Regions from separate parts of the Homo sapiens genome. Here region 2 is linked to region 1. A link is an interaction called in ENCODE POLR2A ChIA-PET data of the cell type or tissue named here. Cell type or tissue: Caco-2. All regions are shown on one strand. Links, peaks and the distances in the headings refer to the core of each region. The heading gives the core; the rest is flanking DNA.

Evidence for each region. ChIA-PET counts read pairs that join two places held together with the same protein. Peaks named below come from ENCODE experiments on the same cell type or tissue, not always from the same donor. Only the 100,000 strongest peaks of a DNase experiment are listed, where the experiment ranks them.
Region 2: POLR2A ChIA-PET joins it to region 1 with 5 read pairs; 1 of 35 experiments calls an interaction of 5 or more read pairs at or near these places.

Annotation. Positions count from the first base shown.
Region 1 is chr1:53,183,980-53,190,671 of GRCh38, reverse strand. The region is part of intron 1 of LOC105378724 (a long non-coding RNA gene); the gene reads right to left. It also overlaps the pseudogene CPT2P1. Among named protein-coding and RNA genes, the nearest start is that of CPT2, 9.5 kb to the left of the region's middle. In Caco-2, for the core only: a CTCF peak has its summit at 4,785 (motif pointing right); a DNase peak (open chromatin) is centred at 4,801.
Region 2 is chr1:52,970,775-52,973,274 of GRCh38, reverse strand. All of the region lies in intron 6 of SCP2 (sterol carrier protein 2), which reads right to left. Among named protein-coding and RNA genes, the nearest start is that of SCP2, 45 kb to the right of the region's middle. In Caco-2, for the core only: no CTCF peak of the experiment used is centred there; a DNase peak (open chromatin) is centred at 1,534.

The sequences.
Region 1 (6,692 bases), core at 3,714-6,213:
GTGCCTGAGACATCCTCACATCACAGACTGCATCAGGCCTGAATTCCCGTGGCGGAAGCTCACTTTTTTGTGTATATCTTGTTATCCCCACGTGACGGTGGCCGCTGGGGCTTCTCATACTTTCCCAGCGAGGTACCCCAGCGAGTGAGGAATGGGGAAATGTTCCTTTGGGAGAGTCAAGGGCATAGTCCATATGGCAGTGGTCCCAGACCTTTTTGGCACCAGGGACAATTTTTCCATGGACGGGGGTTGGGGGGTGGGGGTGGTTTTGGGATGAAACTGTTTTGCCTCAGGTCATCAGGCATTAGTTAGATTCTCATAAGGAGCTCGCACCAGCAGGCGGAGCTCAGGAGGTAATGCTGGCTCATGGCTCACCTCCTGCTGTGCGACCCAGATCCTAACACGCCACTGACAGGGGTCTGCAGCCCAGGGGTTGGTGACCCCTGCCATATGGAATGTCTGTGCAGTCACTAATTTTTATCTCTAAAATTGGTGAGGATTTTTTGGTTTTATGTCATAATGTATGTTTGTTTTAACAGAAAAATACTTTTCTTCAGGTTGTATGAGCTTCAATAAGTTATTCCACCTCTCTGCTCTTCAGCTTCCTTATCTGTAAAAGGGAGATGGTAGTCTTCACTTGACAGAATTTATGCTACACCTAATACAGGTCCTGACATCTGAAACACCAGTCACTGTAACTTGTTTTGCACACAGCTAAACCATAAGCAAAGTCTTCCCCATATATATGAGGATATGTGAACGATGCTGCTTGTTGACTGACCCAGCCCATCCAAAACACTCCTCCTTAGCTACCTTCCAGCTGTAGGCGGCTGTGTGAAATGAGATGGACACAGAATTCTACTGGGTGTGGACTCCAGGAAAGCTTTTGTCTTCTCAATAGAGAGTGGCAGAGTTGGCTGGCAAGGCCCGGTTTTCCCCACTTTGCCCTTCTTGCTTCTGCCTACCTGGAGGATGCTTGGAGATGCACTGCCATCTTGCAGCCTTTGGGCCGCAAACCAACATGCCAAAGGTGACAGTGTGAAAAGACAGAGGGGCCTAGAACGCTGACGATTGTGTAAAGGGGCTGCTGCTCTAGCCTACAAGTACCTTCCCCTGCCTTTTTGCCTGTGAGACAAATCATTTGATGTGTATCATCTCTGTCTATGTTATATGTTTAAAACAAAGTTAATAGCCAAACAGATTCCTCACTGATGCACTATCCCCCAAAGTATGAGACATTAAATAACTAAGTTTACACAGAGACAGTCCATGAAACATCAGACGAACAAAAGTGTGGTAAAGGAATCCATTTGTAAGCCATTATCAGTTCTCAAAGAGAGTCACAGTAATCAGAAGGCCAACTTTGAACTTGAGATAATCAGAGACAGTAGTCAGACGACAGACGTAAAAATCAGATTAAACCTTCCCGTTCCTCTGTGAAGCGTGGGTGGAGTTGTTTATTAGCTCTGCAGGGCAGTAGCTTGAGAATATGGCAGGACTAAGATGAGGTGGTCCTTTAAGGATGAGTGAGTTTGGAGCAAACTTGAAGCCTGAGAGGAGCAGCCAGGGGGAAGGCAGAGATTAGAGAGAGGTGGAAATTAATTGATGGAGAAGAGGGAAATGAGGGGAATGAGTGGAGAAAGGGACATGGCTTTGAAACAGAGACAAAGGCAAAGATGGATCAGGATAACTTCCCCTACCCCTGCCAACTGCTCCAATATCTGTACTTCCATTGCTACTTTGCTTTCATAACCTGTCAGCTCTAAGATTTTGTTGGGAAAAGCTGGGAGCCCTTGATGGATTCTTCTCAAAACTGTCTGAAAATTCCAGTGTTGAGACTCTGGCCCCTATTTCCATATCTGGGAATGTCGAGTTAATGGTAACAGAGTTGTTGAACTCAGGGTCCCTTTATTTATTTTAAATGTATGTATTTATTTGTTTGAGAAGGGTTCTCACTCTGTCATGCAGGCTGGAGTGCAGTGGCCCAATCTCAGCACACTGCAACCTCCACCTCCCAGGCTCAAGCAATCCTCCCACCTCAGCCTCCATAGCTTGGATCACAGGTGCGTGCCACCACACCCAGCTAATTTTTTGTATTTTTGGTAGAGACGGGGTTTTGCCATATTGCCCAGGCTGGTCTCAAACTCCTGAGCTCAGGCAATACATCTACTTCAGACTCCCAAAGTGCTGGGATTATAGGGATGAGCCACCACGCCCGGCCTCAGGGTCCCTTTAAGGCCACACCAGTACACCCCACATGCCAACCAGGAGGGGTTACCCCACCCTTCCCAGTGTTCATATAGGATGTCTACCTTATAGGAGGCGGCCCAACACAGCAAAAGGAATGCCTGATGTTGAGTCAGATAAACCAGAATTGCTCACACACTTGTCATGTGACCGTAAATAAGTCAGTTCATTTCTGAGTCTCAGTTTCCTTTATTAGTAAAATTGGACTAATGCTTATGCTAACTCCTTCTCAAGTTTGTTATATGAAAGGAATTTGCAAACTGCTATGTGCACATGGGAATGTTTAAATTATTGCAAGAACCATGTCTTTCAAGTCCTGCCAAATCTACCTCCTTCATATCTGTCTCATTCCTTGACTGGGTTACTATAATAGTTTGTGACCACTTTCCCTGTTTCTAGCCTAGGTCTCCTGTAGCCAATTCTCCATCCTATTGTCAGTATAATATCTCTTAAACACAAACCGGTAATAATAATAATAGTAACATCAAAATTATAATGTTGAGGCTGAATGTTTGTTTTGTGTTTGCTATTTTCCAACATTCAGTCTTCTTAAAATCCTAGCATTCAGGATGAAAGTCAAACTCCTAACTTAGCACCCCTTCATGATCTTCTTCCTAATGTCTTCTCCAGCCTAGTTACTTACCCTTCCCTTGAGTGAACTCAAGTCTTTTCCAGCATGTTATGTTATTTTACGGCTTTTCCTATTGTTCTAACTTGGTTCTATTCCTTCTTTAAACTCAGTCCTACCCTCACCTCCCACAGAGAAGCCTTCCTTGCCTGTGACCAATCAAGATGGCTAAATCACCACACCCACTGTCCTGGGCTCCCATGCAAGGCATCCTCTGCCCAGCATTTAGCATATGCACTGTCATTGCTGGTTTTTTTGTTTGTTCTCCTTGCCAAATTCACTGCCTGGCAGAGAATAGAAGCTCAACAAATATCACTGATTGAATGAATCAGAATTAGCTGGAGAACAGAATTAGAAAGAATACAGGGCCTTAGGCCAGTGGTCTTCAGTCCTGGCTGAACACTAGAGTCATCTGGCTTGCCTATTAAAACTGTAAATGTCTAAGCTCCACCACTGGAAATTCTGATTCAGTAGATGGAGTGCAAGAGCAGAAAGCCCATACTTTATAAATCTCACTAGATCATTTGAATGTGTAGCCTGGGTAAGACCGCTGTTCTAGACCTTTGCTATTCAAAGAGTTCAATGAATTGGAATCACCTGGGAGCTTGTTAGACCTGTAGGATCTCAGACATCATCCTAGACCCGCTGAAACAGAATCCACAGATCAACAAGATCCCCAGCTATTTCTTAGGTACATTAGAGTTTGAGAAACACTTGTCTAGTCCATTGGACTGGTACCTGCCTCATCCTAGCAACTAGCATCTGTCACTTTGTAATTTATAATGCACATTTCAAATAGTAAAAGAAAAGGCAGCTAAAAATTACTAACTGCCCACCCTGTGCTCTTCGCTGTATCTATGTCATTTCATTTAATCCTCACCTTTCCCATAGAATGTGATCTGGGTTGAGTGTTTGGGTCCCTCACACACACATCACTGAGACACAGGCTGACTTTTTTCACTGCCACGTTCCCAAGTCCCCTCTCTTCACTGCCTTGTGTTGCCGTTGCTCACCAGCTTCTCCCTCAGCCTCGCCCATGCATCTCAGTTTTTTATTGTCAGGTAGGACAGGGGACTGTGGGTGGGGCTGTTGCCTAAGAGGATGTACTTCAGAGGAGCCTGGATTTCTGAGGCCTCACAACAGTCCATAAAGCATTGGAAATATAAAAATAGCCCTTCCTCAGCACCAAGAGGTATTGAGTCATTTCATCAGTGTAAAGTTTGTCTTCCTAGAGCTTGGATTGCTGGCTTGTGTTAAAAAGCAGAAGATGGAATCATCCATGGGGAAGATTCTGGGCATGGAGGATCAGTGGGCCACACCAATGTTAGGGCACCACTGAATCAACTTCTAAAAGATGTCAGGGTCAGTCATATGGGGATAGGGATGCAACAGCTCAGATTCCAGACAACCACACCTAACAGGGCTCCAGAAACTCAACAGGAAACAGTTGGGTTGTAGCCCTAGTTGTCATACTCAGCTCTGGGATCCTGATGGAATGCCAACCATACTTCCCTATTAACTATGGTTGAGTTATGGCATCTTAGGTAAGAATCCATTGGAATCTCTGGAAAGGAAGGGCAGTGGAGATGTGTGGGCGGCAAGCTACCCAGGTGCCGAGGCAAGAGACCAAGGGCACAAGCTGTTCCAGTGTAATAAAGAAAATATATACAATAAGAATAGTTATACTAGAAATAGATTATAGATATGATTATATATGAATATTATTAATCATTAGTTTATAGCATTACTCTTTATTCCAATATTATAATAATCTTTGTTCTACAATTATAACCTAGGAAAAACCAGGCCATACAGAGATAGGAGCTGAAGGGACATGGTGAGAAGTGACCAGAAGACAAGTGTGAGCCCTCTGTTATGCCCAGACAGGGCCACTAGAGGGCTCCTTGGTCTAGCGGTAGCGCCAGTGCCTGGGAAGGCACCCGTTACTTAGCAGACCGGGAAAGGAAGTCTCCCTTCCCCGGGGGGAGTTAGAGAAGACTCTGCTCCACCACCTCTTGTGGAAGGCCTGACATTAATCAGGCCCACCCACAGCCATCCAGAGGCCTAAACGTCTCCTTCTGATGCTGTGCTTCAGCGGTCACGCTCCTGGTCCACTTTCATGTTCTGCCCTGTACACTTGGCTCCACCTTCTAGATAGCAGTAGCAGAAATAGTGAAAGTATTAAAGTCTTTGATCTCTCCAAGAAATACATAGAAGAAATAATGACGTAAGCTGTCCTCTCTCTCTCTTCCTCGACTACCAAATAGGGAAAGGCTCCCTATTTGTCCTGTGGCCACGTGACTCGCGCGACCTTACCTATCATTGGAGACGACTCACACTCCTTACCCTGCCCTCTTGCCTTGTATACAATAAATAACAGCACAACCAGGCATTAGGGGCCACTACCGATCTCCGCGCCTTGGTGGTAGTGGTCCCCTGGGCCCAGCTGTCTTTTCTTCTATCTCTGCCTTGTGTCTTTATTTCTACGATCTCTCATCTCCGCACACGAAGAGAAAAACCCACAGGCCATGTAGGGCTGGACCCTACAGAGATGTAGACAGAACAGGAGAAATATGCTCTATCATGGGGCATGGAAGAAATAAATCGCTGTCTTGTCAAGACCAGACCACTGAAACTGCGGCCTTCCCGGAGCTGCTGCTTCGCTTCCAAGCACTCACTCTACACCAGTTGCACAGAGATAAATATGGAACATGGCACAGTCTTCAAATAGCAGGCAGACTCATAAACAATTATATGACAGTGCAATGTATGCGGCAATAGCAGCATGCCCAAGATGCTACCAAAGCACAGAGAAGGAATGCTGCTCCCAACAACCCCCTCAGTTATGCACGCCAGGAACCCGGGAGCCAGCCTAGACTTCTCCCTCACTCCACACACCTCGACAGTCTCCAGGTCCTCTTCATCAGAAATGCCTTTGGACTCGTCTCATCCCATCTTCCAAGGCCCTTGATATCTATTGCTCCATTATCGCTTGTCATCTCTGTCTGGACCTCATGGCTTGCCCCAGTTATGGCCTCATTTTCCATCTTCCCCTTTCAGCCAATTTTCCCCAACAGCTGTTTCTACTTGCTGTCTGCAAACACTCAGTTTCCATTCTCTGTTAAACCTGCTCCCTCAGGCTTGCGCACCCACCACTCCACCAAAACTGCTCCAGTCTTCTACATTGCTAAACCCAGTGATTCTTATCCTCAGCTTACCTGACCTATCAAAATTTGATGCACACCTCCCTCCTTCCAGTGCCTTCCTCCCTTGAACTCCAGGATGCCAAGTCCTTCTGGTTTTCTGCCTACCTCGCTGTCTGCCTCATTTCCATTATCTTTGTTGGTTCTTTCTCATCTCCTTAACTTTCAATGGGCTCTCCTCTGAATGAGGCTTACAGATCCTACTGTCTAACATTGAATTCTTCATGATCCCCTGAAAACTCATTCTTCCCACGGCTTTTCTCTTCTAGGTAAAGAACAACTCCATTTTTCAGTTACTCAGACAAAAAAGTTAAAATCTTCCTTAATTTCTCTCTTTCTCTCCACCCTGTATACAAATCATCTGAAAATTCTGTTTGCTCTACCTTCAAAATATGTCCAGAATCAGATCACTTTTTATTACTTCTACCAGCATAACCTGGTTCATGCCATCACTGTATCTTGTCTAAATGACTGCATTAATAAAAATGGCTACCATATATAGTGCTTACTGTGTGCCAGGCACTTCCCTTGTGCTTTGCATATGTTGATTCATTTACCCTTCACAACCGCTCCATAAGCTAGGTATCATTACACTATTACCCCAGTTTACAAAA
Region 2 (2,500 bases), core at 1-2,500, 210 kb after region 1:
TGGAGCCTTTACTATTGCACTATGTGCATTATGACCATCTAGAAGAGGATTAAAGTATGAAGCATTTCCCAATATTACACTCATGTGAAACAACAGGCATTAATTAATGCATTGACCTAGAGAAAAGTTTCTAGCACTAACTTCTAACCTCAGCTCTGGTCTTGTTAATATTTCTATTACAAAGTGAGTAAGAAAACTAGAGGCTCTCTCACCAAACCTAAAGCTGGAAGGGACTGCTATAATGTTGAATTTCAACAAGGTCTATCAATAGGATGGATCAGAATATAAATTAAACACTCAGTTCTATTCTTGAACTCCCACAACAACCTGCAAAAATGAGCAACAACTATGAGAAACCTCAAGCTCAGTGAGATTTCATAGTGTGATGTGACTAGCAGAATAGCTTACATGGGATCACAGTACAGCAATTAGACTGCTTATGGGTTATGAAACAAGTCTAATGAGAGTAGTTAAGAGAAGAAATTAAATATAGGGTCAGGCTGGCTTCAGATATTTGAAGGGCTACAAGGTAAAATAGGCTTTTTCTGTCATTCTCAGAAGACAAAAACAAGACCATGGATGCAAACCATAGGGTGAGAGATTTGGGTTCAACATGAAAAAGGGAATTGTAACAATTGGAATCTCCTAAAAATTGGGATTGGTGGCCTCAGTTGGTGACAAATTCCTTGTTTTAGGAAGTACACATGCTTTATTGTCTCTATTAGATTTGCAAGCAATCCATGCATAGATTGGTAGGAAGAAGGGTGGCTAAAACAGTAAAGTACTTGGCATGGTGTCTGACATAAGAGATGTTCAATAATGTTCGTATCTTTTCTTCCTTTTTTCGTAACATAGGATCTGATTAATCAATAAAAGACAGCATCCCCTTGAAAAATATTCTGCCAGTCACTTACATATTTATTAAGCCTGGCCACTGATGAAGGGCTTATTGACTACTGATTCTGAATTGCCAATTAAGATTTTTGACTATTCAAAGGCTATGCCTTTATGTCAAACTATTTTAATATCCTATAATTTAATTATGAAACCACAAACTCGGCTGGTTCTACAAATGATTTAAACTACTATAAGCTTTCTTACATATTCATTTCTAGTGCACATTCAGAACACTCACAAACAGCAATTTTAAATAACAATTTAAATTATATAAAATTCTACAATTCATTTAGAAATCTGTCGAATGAAGAATAAAGAAACAATACCCCCAAATGATAGCCTCAGAAGCAAAAGTTTTTCACTGACCTTCTCCTACCCTCCTGTCTCTCAGGCCCATTCTCTCCTGAGGCTAACCATAGAAACTAGAATCCCTCTTCCCCAAGGCAGGTCATAGAAACCAGAACTCCTTTTCCCCAAAGCCAGTCATAAAACCTAGAAATATTACTTTAACTTCCTCCACCTTTCTGTGTAAAAACTGGTCATAAACAAACTATCTGACCTATCTTGTTTGACTGTGGGTCATAAGACCCCCATTCCAGAAAGGGACCTGCCCCACGCCCAGAAGGAAGGAATGTGTGCTCAAAGAGGCCAAGAAGAACCTAGATGGACAGGCCTGGCTGGGTTTCTCCACTCAGTCTATTAGCATTAGATCATATGCTTTTTGTCCAATCATATTTCTATAGGGCTGTTCCATACTTTGTTGAACCTAAGCATAAAAATGGACAATTTCCCATTTTTTTGAGTCTTCATTCTGAATGTTCCCGTGTACACACGTTAAATAAATTTGTATGCCTTTTCTCCTGTTAATCTGCCTCATGTAAGTGATTTTCAGTGAACCTTCAGAGGGTCAAGGCCCTTGTTCCCTACAATGACATTTCCACTAAAATAGTGTACATTTATATTTCAAATTTTAGACTAGAAAACTGTCCAATTATTCTGAGCAATGTAAAACTTGAGAAAATATATACACTTAAAAACACATCAGTAACAGGATTTCCAGGTAATTGAGGAAAAATGGAGGCCACGTAAATCTGTGTCTCTCGGCCGGGAGCGGTGGCTCACGCCTGTAATCCCAGCACTTTGGGAGGCCGAGGCGGGTGGATCACGAGGTCGGGATATCGAGACCATCCTGGCTAACACGGTGAAACCCCGTCTCTACTAAAAATACAGAAAAATTAGCCAGGCGTGGTGGCGGGCATCTGTAGTCCCAGCTACTCGGGAGGCTGAGGCGGGAGAATGGCGTGAACCCGGGAGGCAGAGCTTGCAGTGAGCTGAGATTGCGCCACTGCACTCCAGCCTGGGCAACAGACTGAGACTCTGTCTCAAAAAAAAAAAAAAAAAAAAAAAAATCTGTGTCTCTCTATAGCCTCTAAAACCAATACAGAATAACCAGAAAAAATAAAATAGCACAAATCATACTCTCAGCATAACTAGAAAATAGAAAATGCCAAATTTCAAATTATCTATAAGTTAAAAAAAAAAGAAAAAGAAAAGAAAAAATATATAAGACCAAATCCCAGCCAACAACTGCTCACGTTTCTAC